Regions from separate parts of the Mus musculus genome. Here region 2 is linked to region 1. The links are chromatin loops, found by intact Hi-C in ENCODE. Cell type or tissue: left cerebral cortex. All regions are shown on one strand.

Region 1 (8,000 bases):
GTTTGATAGCGTTCACTCATGAAGTTACCTAGATCTTGAGTTTTCTTTGTGGGAAGAAAGTGTGTATATTTATAATATACAAATTAAGTTTTTAAAAAAGAGATGTAGACTGGTTCTGGTGGTGGTGGCAGCTTCCCCTTTCCATCCTCCTCTTCCTCTTCTTCCTCCTCCTTTGGTGTGCTGAACACAGAACCTGCACCTAGATAAGTTCTCTACCAACTAGCTACACTTGCGGTCTTGCTGTATCTTCTTGAGTTACATTGTTTTGTTACTTTGTATGTCATGGAATTTGTCAGCTTTGGGCAAATGTAATGGGCAAAAAGTTGTCCATAATGTATCCAGGGTTTTCTTTCAGTGTCTACAGAGATGTTTCCCTTCTCACTGGACACCTGGGATGCCCCCCCCCTTTTAACCCTGATCAGGCAGGCTAGAGCAGGGGAGCAGCAGTTCTCAATCTGTGGGTGGCAACCTCTTGGGGATCCCCTAAGACCATTGGAAGATAGGGATTCAAGTTATGATTTACAACAGTGGCAAAAATTACTGTTATGAAGTAGCAATGAAAATAGTCTTATGGTTGGGGAGTTACCACACAGGAGGAGCTGTATTAGAGGGTCACAGCATTTCCTCAAAACACTAGCTTTCAATTTCATTGACTAGTCTTTCCAATGGTGCTTGCATTCCTTTTTTTTTTTTTTTTTTTGGTTTTTTGAGACAGGGTTTCTCTGTATAGCCCTGGCTGTCCTGGAACTCACTTTGTAGATCAGGTTGGCCTCGAACTCAGAAATCCACCTGCCTCTGCCTCCTAAGTGCTGAGATTAAAGGCGTGCGCCACCACGCCCAGCTTGGTGCTTGCATTTTTAATGGATTGTAGCATTGACTATGAAGAAGAGTATACTGTAGAGAAGTTTGTAGCTCACAGACACTAGAGTATTTTCTATTTACCTCTCAACAGGACAAGTTTGCTGACTCCTACTCTTGTCCTAGGCAACTTGTGTAAAAGTTTTTTTTAACCTAGGTGTAGTGGCCAAGAGTTGGGCCAACAAGATGGCTTGGTGTGCAGTGGTGCATGCCGCCAAGTCTGACAGTTCAATCCTTGAGTGCCACATGGTGGAGGGTGAGAAATGACTCCTCTAAGTCTGCCTCTGTCCGCCACATATGCACTGTGACATGAAATACATACTCTTTTCTGGTGTGCATGAAGACAGTATACTTATATACATACAATAAATCTTTTTAAAATTTTTCTCAAAAAACAACAAACAAACAAAAAACCCAAACACACTTCATATGAAGGCTGGAGATATAGCTCAGATATGAGGAATATGCTGTACCTAGGTGGAGCCCCTTACAACAATTTGTATGTAACTTCAGTTTTAGGGGACCCCCACATTGTCTGGTCTCCAAGGGCATCCACACGCATAGATAAATACACATTTAAAATTTACTTTATATGATAAAAGGGAGAGTATTAGAGGAACAGCTAGTAAATGCTTGTGGAGTGTATTGTTTCATTAACGTGAATAGCCTATCAAAATCATTTAGCATGCATTATATTTAAAATAAGTATTACTGCATTAAATTTTATATTTACATTTAAATATGAATATTCAAAAATCCACATATACAGATATATTGGAAATAGAATTTTTATTTTTTTTATTTTTATTTATTATTTTTTTTTGTTTTTGTTTTTAGAGACAGGGTTTCTCTGTATAGCCCTGGCTGTCCTGGAACTCACTCTGTAGACCAGGCTGGCCTCGAACTCAGAAATCCACCTGCCTCTGCCTCCCAAGGGCTGGGATTAAAGGCTTGCGCCACCACGCCTGGCCAGAAATAGAATTTTTAAAAGTAGTTTTCTTTAAAAACTTTTTTAATTTTATTTTTTGATAATTTCATATATGAGTATTATATTTATATCACTCTCCTTTCCTCTCTTTCCTTAAACCCTGTCATTTCCTCCCACTCCCGAAGTTCATAGCCTATTATTCTTTGACTATAATTGATGTCTGTGTGTCTAAGTACAGTTATTTAGTGAGATAATTTAGTGTTGCTCAGTGTATTTAGGGCTGACCTCTTGGGACTAGATAGCTTATCAGGAGCTTGACCCGGGGAAGGCTGAGTCTCTCTCCCAGTGACCGTTCATTGCTTGTAGAGATGGTCTTGTTAAACACTAGTTTCTAATTAAAACACAAACTAGTATTCTGTAATTATGATTCAAGTAGACTAAGATTACTCTACTATTGTAAATATTGCTCCTATTAAAAATTATTCTCAGCCAGGCAGTTGTGGCACATGCCTTTAGTTCCAGCACTAGGGAGGCAGAGGCAGGCAGTTCTCTGAGTTCGAGGCCAGCCTGGTCTACTTTGGTTTACTTTGACTCCTTGTTTCAGAGGTTTCAGTACATGAAGTCAGCAAGACAAAGCACCATGGTGGAGTAGGGCTGCTTGGCAGAGCAAACTGTTCCCCTTATGACGGCCAAAAAGCAAGATGGGGCAGGGTCCCACTATTCCCTTGTTTGGTTACTGTTCTAGTGCTGTGAAGAGACACCACAACCAGATCAATTCTTATTTTAAAGAAAGCACTTCACTAAGGCTTGCTTGCAGTGTCAGAGGTTTAGTGCATTATCATGGTGGGAAGCATGGCAGCACACAGGCAGACATGGTGCTGAAAAGTAGCTGGGTGTTCTACTTATGGATCTGTAGGCATCAGGAAGAGCAGAGAGACTGGGCCTGGCTTGGGCTTTTGAAACCTCAAAGCTTCACCCCCCCCCCCCCCAGTGACACACTTTCCCCAACTAGGCCACACCTCTTCAGTCCTTCTCAAGCAGTGCCACTCCCTGATGACTAGGCATTCACATATAATGAGCCCATGGTGGCCATTCTTATTCAGACCACCAAATGCCTGAAACAGCCCATTTCTGGTGATCTTCCAGTCACCACTCCTGCCTCCTAAAGAGTCTATTGTCTTCATGGGCTGGTGACCAGATCTTTAATCTCTGGCCCTTCCAGAGCTAACCTATAGTGAGAACACTTCACTAATGCAATCCCTTCTTGTTTTCTTGGTGCTAAGGTTCCACCTCAGGGCCTCATATGTGCCAAGCAAGCCCTTTACCACCACAGGACAACCTCTCCTGTCCCTCCTGTTAATGTGCTATGTTGACCAATACAGTACACCTGGTGGCTCTAGCTCCAGTGGCCACAGTTGAGTTTCATTCCGTGTATCCTGTTGACACATTCCCATCTTTAGGTTGCAGGGCATGCAGGATTAACCAGACCTCAGAGAGCTGAGACAGTGAACAGAGAGACTGTTTGAGGGTCACAAGTGTCCCTCTCCGTCCCTGACTACAGACTTGCCCCTTTCCCAGTGTGACCTCACAGAACACGGGTTCCACAGCATCCTGGAACTTGGGGCTGTCCTATCTGCGAGCAGTTCAGGAGAATGGCTCCTCCCTGATGGCATTCTGGTTGTGGCAAAAATGAGCGACACTGTGTTCTTCTCCTTTGTTATCTTCCTGGGCAGCCATTGGGGCACAGAGCCCCTGTCTATCCCTGTGATTGAAGGTATCATCATCAGTATACTGTCATGGCAACTGGAGGGATGGAAGACCCCTAGGGAGCCTCAGCCAGGCTGGCTGGTGGGCCCTTCCTGCCGAGGCTGGGACAGTGAGCCCTCCTCATGTCCTACTTCCTTTACCTGAGCTTGCCCACCTGTGACACTCCCTCAAATTCTAGAGCTTTGTAAAACTATCCCGTATTTAGAAATGTCGACCCTTTATTAAAAAAAATTGTTTTTCAAACCTCTCACAAGTAGAACAATCATTAGAAAAAACAGCTATCCACAAACTTCTCAATCTTATCCACACATTCATATTTTAAAATTAGTATATACTAAGCCGGGAGGTGGTGGCACACACCTTTGGTCCCAGCCCTCGGGCAGGAGGTAGAGGTGGTCAGATCTCTGTGAGTTGGAGGCCAGCCTGGTTTACATAGTGAGCGAGGTCTACATAGAGTATATACTGATTATATACAACCAGCTATGGCATTTTTGTACTTGTGTGTAGTGTATTTGTTTAAATTCACCTGTCACCTGTTGTTCCCACCCCACTCTCTCCGGTCTCCTCCTTCACCCCAGTTACTCCCACTTGTAATTTCATCTCTTTGTAAAATAGCCCAGTGAGTTGAATTACACTGTTTACAGCAGGATGGGGGAGATGTCTGTAGAAGTGCCACATTAGTGGCTACACCACTGAAGAATGTCCACCCCACCCTGAATCATTAACTTCATGTAAACCCTCAGGGAGTGGGGGAGACCTTGTGAGCTCATTCCCCCTCCGTGACAAGGTGTCGGCTGATGTAAAGTGGAGGTTTTGTGCAGATAGTCATGGCTGCTGTGGGTACCCATGTATGATGGCTGTGTCATACCTGGGAGTCAGTGTTCCACACACTCCACATCTTCCTCTGTCTCTTACAGTCTTGTGTCCCTTCTGCAATGTTCGCTGCAGCTTGGAAGCTATGGTCTAGATGTCCCATGTATGGCTGGGGATCCCAACCTCAGGAACTCTCATCTCTTTGATCAGCTGTGAGTTTCTGTAGTTGCCACTGCTTGCTGCACCAGGGAGCTTCACTGACTGAAGCAGCCAGCAGCATTAATCTGTAGACACAGACACAGTTACTTGATGGGTATGTCCTGACTGTTGAGCTGGGCAGTAGCTCCTGTACTAGAGCTTATGACCTCCCAACCACGGGCTTTTGACCAGGCTTAAGGTACCAGACATGAATTCTCTCTCTAAGTGGGCCTCAAATCCAATTAGAATCTGGTTGGTTGCCTCCTATAACAGACTTGCCATGGTGGTACTGGTGGGTATATTTTGCCTGGCTAATTGGTAGTGTAGCATGCAGGATCCATGTCTTAGTAAGACTTGGTGACTGGAGAGATGACTCGTAGGTTAAGAGGTCTTATTGCTTGTGCATGGAACCCAGGTTTGATGTCCAGCACCCACATGGTGGCTCACAGTAATCCTTAACTTCAGTTCCAGGGGCTTTGACTTATGCACACAGCACACTTGCATTTATACATATAAACAAAGACAAGGACAATTTCTCACCAGCAGCTTGGATGACACCCTCTAACATTTCGAGGGTCACGGGCAGTGGGGGGACTTCCAGTCTTTCCCAGCTTGATTTCTCTGTCTTGCTACCAGAACATGTGATATCTTCAGTAATAAGATCTTACCATCAGTTGGGCATGGTGGCACACACCTTTAATCCCAGTACTTGGGAGGCAGAGGCAGGCGGATTTCTGAGTTCGAGGCCAGCCTGGTCTACAGAGTGAGGTCCAGGACAGCCAGGGCTACACAGAGAAACCCTGTCTCAAAAAACCAAAAAAAAAAAAAAAAAAAAAAAAAAAATCTTACCATCACCACTGGGCAACCAACAGCAATGACAACTTCCTGTATTGTTTATTATTTATGTGTCTCAAAAATAATGTCCATCTATATGTATCACCCTACTGTGCAGGATACAGTCAAAGGCCCCAGTGGATACCTGAACCTGTACATAGTACCAAAGCCCAATTCCTCTCATATATGTATAGTCTGTCTCTCCCACTTAACTGTTACATATCACTCATGGTGGCCATACTTTTGCTGTCTTGGGTATAATACCAAACAGGCACTAAATTTATTTGCCTTCTTCACAGTTGCATGGACAGAAGATTCATTTTAAATTTGTACACTGTTTTCTATAACCTTGATGAAATTGGGGGACCTCTTGCTCTGCCCTGCCTACAATGTAAGCCATTGCTTTGTCCAGTGCATCCACACTGTGTGTGCTGCCTTCCCTTTGTCCCAAAGCCATCCATGGCACCATGTCGCAGATGCTATGGTGTCACAGAGCTTGTGTTCATGCAGTCCCTGTTCTCCTGATTATTATTGTTATTATTATTTGTGTGCATGTGTGGAGGTTAGAGGACAACTGAATGGAGGTCAGTTCTTTTCTGTGGGTCCCAGGGATAAACCTCAGATCATCAGGATTGAAGGCAAGTTTCTTCTTTCCCCACGACAATGGAGCAGGAGCAAGTACCTTAGCGCCCAACCAGTGTGTCCCCCTGAACAGCCAAGCCATGTGACAAACCTAGTATGAAGAATGTTTATTGGCGGGAAGGGAAGGGAAGCTGGCAGGAAGGGACAGGGAACTGGAAAAGAGGTAGAGGCAGAGAACGGGGTACAGGAAGGACAGAAAGAGTAGAGAGGCCGGGCGTGGTGGCGTTTGCTTTTAATCCCAGCACTTGGGAGGCAGGCTGATTTCTGAGTTTGAGGCCAGCCTGGTCTACAAAGTGAGTTCCAGGACAGCCAGGGCTATAAAAGAGTAGAGAGGAAGAGGCTGGCTGAAACAGGTCAAGGGGTTGGGGGGGGTGGGGAGGAGAAGGAGGAGATAGAAGGGGGTTGGGGAGCAGGAGAGAATAGCTGGGTGGCTGAGCTGTTCTTACATGCCAGGTTGACATGGCTGTTGCTAGGTAGCTGTTGGGCAGAGCCTAGATGAATTGCCAACACCCACTTGCACCACCTTTTAAGCCTGCTTGCTCTTGTAATAAAGGTCCAAAGCTGGGGTAGTGATCCAGTCCTTTTAAACAGCCCAGAGAAAAGAAACAAGGCAAATGTGCTTGACTCTAGGAAGAGAATTGAAGGTTGCGGTTGATGAGATGTGCAGTTGGGATGGATTGAACTCAGACCTCGAACACGGGCCTTATTACTAACCTTCAGTCTCAGCCCCAGAGTGAATTTTCTATTCATGCAACTGAAGAAGGCAAACTGTTGGAATGACCCTCAAATGTTGTATTTACTAGCTATGGAAGAGTGTGTCCGTGTGTTTTCACTTGTTAATTGCTGGGCTGTGTAAAGCTAGCATGATATGTAAATGTTAGCTTCCTCACCGGCCCCAAAAGAAAGATAAGTTGCAATGGGGAAGGTCTGGGTAACCCCCAAAGCCAACTGGATGAGAAAGGAGTGTGACTTTTTGTATAATACAAGTTGGTGGCTGGAACTGGGGCAGAAGGATGGACAGAGTGACCAGGGGGAAACAGACGCAGGAGGACAGAAGGGAGACTCGAACTGAGCAGGGAGGAGAGCAGAGAGAGTTTTGTGGAGATGGGCAGCTTTGGAGAAATCAGTTCAAGTTACATGAGCTAAGAGTCTGCCCAGGCAAACAGGCCAACAACTTTATAGTATACAGATGTCTCTGTGTCTTTATCGTTAAACCACAATTGGGATCCTCAAAAGCCCCATAGTAGCAAACAAAATTAGTGCCTGTTTGGTATTATACCACAGAGAGCAAAAGTCATGGTCACCAAGCATAAGTAACAGTTAAAATGGAAAAGACAGTACATGTATGTACACATGAGAGAAAACATACATGGGCTTTGATACTGTGCGCAGGCTCAGGTGTCCACTGGGGCTGTATCCAGCACGGAGAGGTGATACATACAGAGGAAGGCTATTTATTTATGTATTTTTGACACAGAGTTGTGAAGTCCAAGCTGGCCTTGAGCTTGCTCTATGGGCAAGGTTGACCAAGAACTCCTGGTCCTGGCCCCACTTACCTCGAAAATACTAGATCACAGACGTACACCGTCATGCTTGCCTGACCAGTGAAAGATGTAATCACAGGGGATCCTGTTTCTCCTGCAGGTGTGGAGAACAATTTTTCCTCAAGTTCAAAGCATCTCAAAGAAGATATGGATAGACTATTTGGTAAGTAGTCTCCTGTGGAACCTGAGGCTGGATTTGAAGAAGTTACCTCTTTCTAGTGGTTTGGGTAAGAGGGAACGGGGAGGGGGGGAGCATTCTGCTCTGTGGCTAAGAGTCAGTTCCCCTAAGCATGCAAGTGCCCCAGAGTTAAGCAAATGGGGCAATAAACCAAACCTTGGTAAGATTTCTGCTTCTCAAAATGGGGGCAGGGGAGGGGGTCAGTACTGCCATCTAGAAGTTCACTAAAGCCATGAGC
Region 2 (8,000 bases), 110 kb before region 1:
GAAAAGACCCAGTCAACACAATGGCCATCATGGAGCTGACACAAAGATGCAACCAAAAACCAGGGACTTAGGGTTCTGAAGTCAACATGCCCAGGTTTAGGGGTGAAGAGTAGGAGGTGGAGAAGCTTGATTCCAGCTTGCTCCCTGGAGTGGATGTGCTGTGAGGGACAGCAGATGGGGGACAGGCTCAGTCGGTTCAAATAAAATGGAAAGAAATCCCCAGGGTGTGGGCTGCTTGGACAGGCGAACACTGGGGTGTGGATTGAGCAGCTTCCTAGGGAAGAGCCGGAAGCTGAAACCAGCAGGGTGATGGCTGAGCCACCAAGTCAGTAGAGTATGTTTGCTCATATGGGCCTGGGGTGAGGTCTCTTGGGAAGTCACAGGGGAATACCCATGGACCACTACTGTCATGTGCCTGTTCAGGACCGGGGTGGGAAGGGAGGGACCAAGGGCCCAGGTAGGGCCCTCCCTGTGGCTGTGAGTGAGGAGCAGGAGAACAAAGGTGGAGATGAGGAGAGACAAGGCCAGGAGAGTCCAGCCAACAGCTCTTATCTTCTGGGCTGTCTGTTGTTCACTTCATCATTCCACAAGAATTTTACAAAACACCACTGGCCCGCCAGGCGGGGGCTGAGATGTGGGGCGCTATGGCAGTGATCCTGACAAGGCACCTGCTCTGGAAGTGACTAGGTGGGGAGAGTGAGTCCAAATAGGGAAATAAATAGTAAGATAATTTATGGCAGAAAAAAGCTGCGCAGAAAATAAACGGTGATGGACTAGGAGCAGGAGTGGGTGGTGGAAGAGAGGGAAGGAGTGACAAGAAGAACCCAGAAACCTAAGGTGGGGGAGCCCCAAAGAAAGGCGGGCAGGCAGGCACTGCCGGCAGAAGCTAATTGCATAAGACAGTGTTTTACTAATAAGATCATGTTAAGAAAATTAGGCGTTTTTTTTTTTTTTTTCATTTGTAAAGAACTCATTAGTGAATTGTATTTTTAGTTCTTCCTCTGAGACTTTAGAAACCAGGCAGACAGTTTGTTTGTTGGGGTTGGTATGGAAGATTCTAGATCCTTGAAAGATCCCGTGGGATGTGGTTGAGAAGCACCCACCTGCCCCGAGGCGTCACATCCAGGAAGAACTGCACGAGGGCCAGCAGGTTGTGGTGGTGGTCGGACACCCAGCTCAGGGCACAGCAAAGGGGCTGGAGCTGTAGGGCAGAGGCACCCAGTAAGCTGCTGGAGGAAGCTGCCGTCACCTCTGCCCTGCTAACTTAGGGGAGCAAAGGTCCCTTCATGAGGGCCAGGGACCCCTGCAGAAGCTGTAAGTGATGCTCTCCCCACCTAGGGTGCTCCAGGGGCAAGGGAGTTCCCAGGGGCAGAGCCCAGGCTGTGTACCTTTCCAGGCCACTCTTGGATTCTCTCCAGCAGCAGGAGCAGGAGTTGCTGGAGGTCAGTCTTGGGCAGCAGGCACAACCCTACATCCAGGCCTGCGCGGCACAGCAGCTCCATCAGATCCAAGATGCTGGCATCCGTGTAGGACACTGGCCGGACTAGGAGACACAGGGTCAGGAACTGGAGGGCAAGACAAAGAAGCAGGGGTGGGAGGGGGCATGGAGCTGAGGGAAGGGCTGGGGTGGGGACTCTAGAGACCAGCAGGCCACCTGTTCTGTGAACCACTTTAGCCATACTGGCAGTCATAGGTGGACTTCAGGCTTTCTGTAGCACGGGTACCAAGGCCACCACTGAGCCTGCACTGGGGTTGAGTTGGCTCACTGTGGGTGCCTGGTGAAGCTACCCACCTAAACCACTGAGTAAGTCGTTTGGGGTGAGTTGGGAAAGGAAAGCTTGGCTCACCTTGTAGATGTAGTTCAACTTAATGTCCAAGGCCACTTCCTGGGGAGGATCCTGTGAATCCAGGCTGGCCTCACTCTCAAGCACCCTGACATAAGACAGAAACAATATCATTATATGCAAGTGCTTAAGGTGGTAGGAGGTGCTTAAGGAGAAAGAAAAGCAGAGCCAGAGAAACAGAGAGTGCACAGAGGACCTGCTTGTCTAGGGTCCCCTCATCATCTGCTAGGACAGACCTTCCACAAGGAGAGGCTTAAAAACTTTTATTATAGCCAGATACTGGTGGGTGCATGTCATTAATTCTAGCACTCAGGAGGCGGAAGCAGGAAGAGTTTGAGGCCAGCCTAGTCTATGTAGTGAGTTCCAGGACATCCAGGACTATACAAAGAAACCCTGTCTTAAAACAACAACAACAAAAATTACAACAAAAGTATGCCACTGAGATTCTGAGAGTCAAGGGTCCAGAAACAGTCAGTTAGGGGGTAGTTCTACAGTGGTCTTCAAGGCTGGGTGGGGCTACCTTCATATCAGGCTTGACTAAGCTAGGGACCTGTCTCTCAGCTCAACAATACAACCATGGATTGGGAGGGTCCTGAGTCCCTGCCACATGGGACTCTTCCATATGGTGACAGGAGTACCTTTCCCAGAGTAGGAGGGAAGTACCCCCATGACTGCTGTGGCTTTTCAGACCTGAGCTGGACACCACACCCCTATTGTTCCTACCCCTGTAGCCCACCTGGGTGTGGGGAGAGTATGCACTGCACTGAGGGGGTGGTCACTGAGTTCCTCTTGCTCAACATTCAGAGGAGCTCTCCAGCTTCAGCATCCTGGGACCTCGAAAGCAGGAAACCCTACCTCTCATCTCTCTGATGGTCGTCCTTCCACAGAAGCCATCTCTTTTGCCTGTTCAATGATGGTAAGAAAAGGAATCGTATCGTATGTCCGCTATCCAGAACCTCCACTCTTTCGACCCCTTTGCTGATGCAAGTAAGGGTGGTGACCTGCTTCCTGGTGGCACTGAGGATTATATCCATATAAGAATTCAACAGAGAAGCGGCAGGAAGACCCTTACAACAACTGTCCAAGGGATCGCTGATGATTACAATAAAAAGAAACTAGTAAAGGCATTTAAGAAGAAATTTGCCTGCAATGGTACTGTAATTGAGCATCCAGAATATGGAGAAGTAATTCAGCTACAGGGTGACCAGCGCAAGAACATATGCCAGCTCCTGATAGAGACTGGGCTGCCTAAGGACGATCAGCTGAAGGCTCGTGGGTTTTAAGTGCTTGTGGCTCTCTGAAGCTTAAGCGAGGATTTCCTTTCAATGAGTAGAATTTCCCTTCTGTCCCTTGTCACAAGTTTAAAAACCTCACAGCTTGTATAATGTAATCATTTGGGGTCCGCTTTTAACTTGGACTAGTGTAACTCCTTCATGCAATAAACTGAAAAGAGACCCCCCCCAAAAAAAAAAAAAGAACCACGTGGCAACATTCAGCAAGTGAGACAGAAGCCAGACAAAGCTGCACACCCCTACCAAAGGCTGTTAGGTTGTATCTAACAAGTCGTGTATGGACAGGCCCCGTGTGGCCAGTCCCTCCAGATGGGGCAGATTGGTGACTGGGGAATGGGTGAAGAAATCCCCTCCCTAAAGACCAGAGTCAAACACAGCCAGCCTGGAGCTGCTCCTGGCATGGCTGTCCTGAGTGGGCAGCCCCCAAAGTTTCTTTTTTTGTTGTTGTTGTTTTTTTTTGTTTGTTTGTTTTTCGAGACAGGGTTTCTCTGTATAGCCCTGGCTGTCCTGGAACTCACTTTGTAGACCAGGCTGGCCTCGAACTCAGAAATCTGCCTGCCTCTGCCTCCCGAGTGCTGGGATTAAAGGCGTGCGCCACCACCACCCAGCACCCCCAAAGTTTCTTAGTTCACAATATTATTCTCTTTCAGACCAAATGTACATTAGCCACTTTGGGTCAGTTAAGTAGGTTTTATGCAAAGCTTCCCTCTGCTGTCTCATTCACTTCTCCACAGTTTTTTTGGAGACAGGGTCTCAGCTATTCTAAGTTAGTCTCAAACTCATTATGTAGTGGAGAATGGTCTTGATCTTCTGACCCCGTCTTCTGAGTGCTGGGATTATAAGTGTCTGCTACCATGTCCAGTTTATATGGTGCTGGGGATCAACCCTAGAGCTCCATGCTTGCTAGGCAAGGGCTATGCCAAGTGAGCTGCCTCGGAGGCCCATCCTGTCCTCTCCACACTGAGGAACCTGCTTGGAGTCCCTGAAAGCAGTGCACCCTAGCTAGCTGCACATGCTGAGGAGAACAGTGATAACCACACTAGCACAGATGCTCTGGCAGGGCACCGGCAGGGCAGCACCTACTGCAGCTTCAAGGGAAAGTCTCCCCTTTCTTCACTTCTTGGCCTTGGTGTTCCACAGATGGGAAAGAGATCTGTCTTCTACACTGCTGAGGAACTGGGGCCAACACACCAAAGTTGTTGTTGGGGAAGCTGGGGCTGGGCTCAGCCTTTCTTCTGGAGTTTAGCATTTATTAGGATCAGAGAGTGGGTGAGGTAGGAGTTTGCACATCTGGGTGCATGCTGGGTTTGTGCCAATACGTGCGTGGGTGTCTTAGTCAGTACCAGCCTGAGAGCAGGCACCTGGCTCAAGCATGGGTTGGGCGTGTTTTCAGACGTTCACAAAGAGTGGGGCAGCCATGGGCTGTTACAGAGAAACAGGCTTTCAGACAGTGTGCTGCTGCCAAAGGGAGGAGGGAAAAGCAAGTGTGAGCTGGCGACATGCCTTTTTAGAACTGTCTGAGGAAGGGAAGTGTGGCTGCGACAGACCCATACGCCTTGGGAAGGGACGCCGGCCTTCTCAAGTAGAGCTTTTTCTAAGCTTTTTCTTCTCCAGTATCCTCCCTTTTGAGTGCCGGATGTTTCCCAGCCCTTCTCTTTCTGGGCAGCAACACCATGGGGTCCTGTACTCACTGCTGGCATCTATGACTGCTATTGAAAGCGTGATTTATTTATGTCCTCGGTAGTGTTGGGTAATGAACTCAGGACCTCAGGATTGCTAGGCAGATGCTACAGCACCCCGCCACATCTGTGACTGCGGTTCTAGACGAAGCACTAGCTAACAAGAGGCCACAGAACAGCAAAAATTCAGCAAAAGTTCAGAATCCATTCTTCCAGCCTGAACTCAGCAGGTTAGGAGTGAACTCCTTCCTCAGCTGCTGCTGAGGGCTCATGGCCTGCCTTAAGGACTTGGACTTTATTTAAGTCTCAGCTGCATTGTTTTAAACTCATAAAGCGAACTTACAGGAGCACATCAACTGACCTCTTCCTACACATCAACATTTAACTGTACTGGAGGGGTTAAAAGACAGGAAAAAGCTGAATATTGAGGTTTATGTCTATCATCCCAGGACTTAGGAGGTAGAAGTAGAGATAGGAGCAGGGGTTCAAGGGCCAGCCTCTGCTACATAGTGCATTTGAGGTCGGTCTGGGTGACATGAGACCTTGCATCAAAACCCCAAACAAACCAAAGGAAGTGAGAGGAGGAAAGAGAATCACATGAAAGCCAGCATCTGCACAGCACTGTGACCCTCGAGGAGGGAGGGTGGCACACACACAAGCACTGCCACTGTCCAGAGCCATCTGGCATTAAGCAGTGAGCCTGCTGAAGTCTGTAGGAACTGGACGTGGTTTCTCCTTGAATGAAGAACAGTCCTTACTGAACCCAAGAGGCTGCGTGTATGCATACAAATTACACCCGGATCCAATTGCCCCATAGGGCAGCTACCTACTGCCCCAGTGTTGGCAGGGTGTTCTTCCAGTATGCAGTCATTCACTAACCTGCTGGCCTCTGCAAGAAAGGCCCTGTCTGAGAGCCAAGCGGACTCTGACCCCTGCTTCCAGAAGACAGTAGTGGAACTCTCCTAAAGGTCAGATCCATGTATCTAGGCAAGCCCATTAGCTGGCCCTTGTTCCCGTTAGAGAGCTAATGTCATGGACAGGTGCGTTTCTAGCTCAGTAGGTTGTTAGGAGATGAGAGGCGGCTGCAGGATGTGGTCACAAGGAGTGTCATTTCAAGGAGTGTCCCCACCACCAGCTGAGCAGATGTCCTCCACCAGGCCCTCTGCCTCGCCACTAGAAGCAATGAAGCCAGCTGACCCCGGACAGATCCCTCTGAAATGGTAAGCGAAAAGAAATGTCCCTCTTCCCTTAGGTTGTTTTGTGAAAGCCAACTGACAGCTTTGTAATCAGGAAGCAGCACTAGAGGACTGTCACAACTACCTAAGGACCTTGCTGCTATTGCTGGGGGACAGACAAAGCCCAGCTGTGCAGCAGTGTGGGCCTAAACCATGCAAGAATGCTGATGCTCCTCTCCTGTCTTCTGTGCTCACACACTGGCTCCTCCTCTGTCCTTCCGTTCCCCAAATCCTCCTGCCCCCAATCCTGCTGCTTTTCTGGACCTCAGATGATTGCCATGGTGCAGTTGTTGAAGGGCTGTGCCTTTCTGAGAGGAAGCCTTTGTATGTGTCAGAGTTGTGTACCCATGCCTGCAGGGGTCTAAGTGTGTGTGTGTGCGCGCGCGTATGTATGCATGTGTGTATACATGCATGCATCTGTGACTGTATCTGGAGATGGTCCATGCCTCCCTTTTGTCATTTTTCACCTTGCTTCCTGGTCCTAACCTTAGCTCAGCTTTATTCAGCTTTTAGCCACTGAGCTGCCTCTCCAGCTGCACCTTACTTTATGAGGCAGGGTCTCTCACTGAACCTGGAGCTCATAGTGTTGGTTAGACTGGCTGGCCAGCAAGCTCCAGCATCCTCTATCTCCACCCCTGCAGAGCTGTGTCTTGCTTTTCCATGGGTTCTAGGATTCACAGCAAACACTTTACAAACTGAGCCATCTCCCAGCCCTGCTAGAAAACCGTGATGCACATTTCAGAGGAGAGATGGTGGCAGACATCTGAGCTTAGGACCAAATAGTGAAAGACAGTTTCTCACAGTAACTAGAGAAACTGCCAGTTGTGTGGCTCTGTGCAGAGGAAATTCAGTCCTTACTTCTACCCTGAGCTGTTATTAGACTCTAGGGGTGCCACCACAGGTGGCTCAGAGGGAGTCCTTGGTAGGGACATGCCCAGAAGCCAATAGAGATGAGAAATACCTAGCAGCACTGAACAATGGTGGTGCACGTCTTTAATCCTAGCACTTGGGAGGCAGAGGCAGGTGGATCTTTGTGAGGTCAAGGTCAGCCTGGTCTATGAAGTGAGTTCCAGGACACACAGAGCTACACAGAGAAACCCTGTCTCAAAAAACAAAAACAACAACAAAAAACAAGCAAACCAAACTATGGCGAACAAATGGCACAATGCCAGTATCTAAGACTGGACAATAATAAGGACAAACAAGACCATGGGACAAAGCTGGCCTAATCTATCATTTCTCTTGTCTATTTCTCAAGATGTTGCTGTGCCCTCGGTGAAGGAATGCTGGAACTATCAGGACATTTCATGAATACTTATCAGGGGGTGGTCTTACAGCTACACGATGAAATCCATAGTGTTCTCAACCATCAAACGTCACAGAAACCCAAGGAAGAGCCCTGAACATCTTCACCACCCACCTGCTCCAGGAAAGATGCAGGAAGAATGAATGCAGGCAGAAAAACTTCACTAGTCTCAAGGGTTTGGCAGATGGTTCACGGTTGGCTCTTACAAGCCACGAGCTAGAAAAATGCCCTTGTGATCATTGATGGGGCCTCCAGGACGACTCTGAATTCTCCTCTGAGCGAAAGTCTTAGCAGTTATGCCAATGTCCAGGACCCATGTAAAGGAGGCGTCAAAAGGCATGTCTAGGAGTGACACTGTGCAGCATAGCAAGTCTCCTCTTCCAATTCAGGGCTTCACTGTACCTGGTCAAGTTGAAGTCCATATGCTAAGGTTTGTACATGGAACCCTGGAGACATGTTTGAAAGGCCACAGTCCAGAGGCTTCCTAGGACAGTCTCCTCCTGAAGGGAAAGTCTTCGCCTATTTCTGACCCCCCTCCCAGGAGTGCCCTGTGTGTCACTGTCTCACTCCATCCCTCCACACCAGGCCCTTGTCTCTGCTTTTCTTTTCTGAGTAATTCCAATTCTCTCCACTCATCCCAGACA

The links. Peaks named below come from ENCODE experiments on the same cell type or tissue, not always from the same donor. Only the 100,000 strongest peaks of a DNase experiment are listed, where the experiment ranks them.
Region 2: a loop joins it to region 1, with 33 times the contacts of the local background. A loop is called at or near these places in 7 of 42 quality-filtered maps.

Annotation. Positions count from the first base shown.
Region 1 is chr1:36,711,138-36,719,137 of GRCm38, forward strand. 4933424G06Rik (RIKEN cDNA 4933424G06 gene) reads left to right here and starts at 3,400. Exons shown (of 9, transcript NM_001374322.1): 1 at 3,400-3,560; 2 at 7,685-7,747. The coding sequence starts at 3,476. It overlaps Gm33533 (a long non-coding RNA gene), which reads right to left. Exons shown (of 7, transcript XR_865346.3): 6 at 4,422-4,650; 7 at 1,711-3,548. In left cerebral cortex, no CTCF peak of the experiment used is centred here; no DNase peak of the experiment used is centred here.
Region 2 is chr1:36,599,020-36,607,019 of GRCm38, forward strand. It overlaps Fam178b (family with sequence similarity 178, member B), which reads right to left. Exons shown (of 16, transcript NM_001372417.1): 9 at 1,848-1,932; 10 at 1,389-1,565; 11 at 1,104-1,201. Among named protein-coding and RNA genes, the nearest start is that of Sema4c, 45 kb to the left of the region's middle. In left cerebral cortex, no CTCF peak of the experiment used is centred here; DNase peaks (open chromatin) are centred at 4,605, 5,455 and 7,526; H3K27ac peaks cover 322 bases.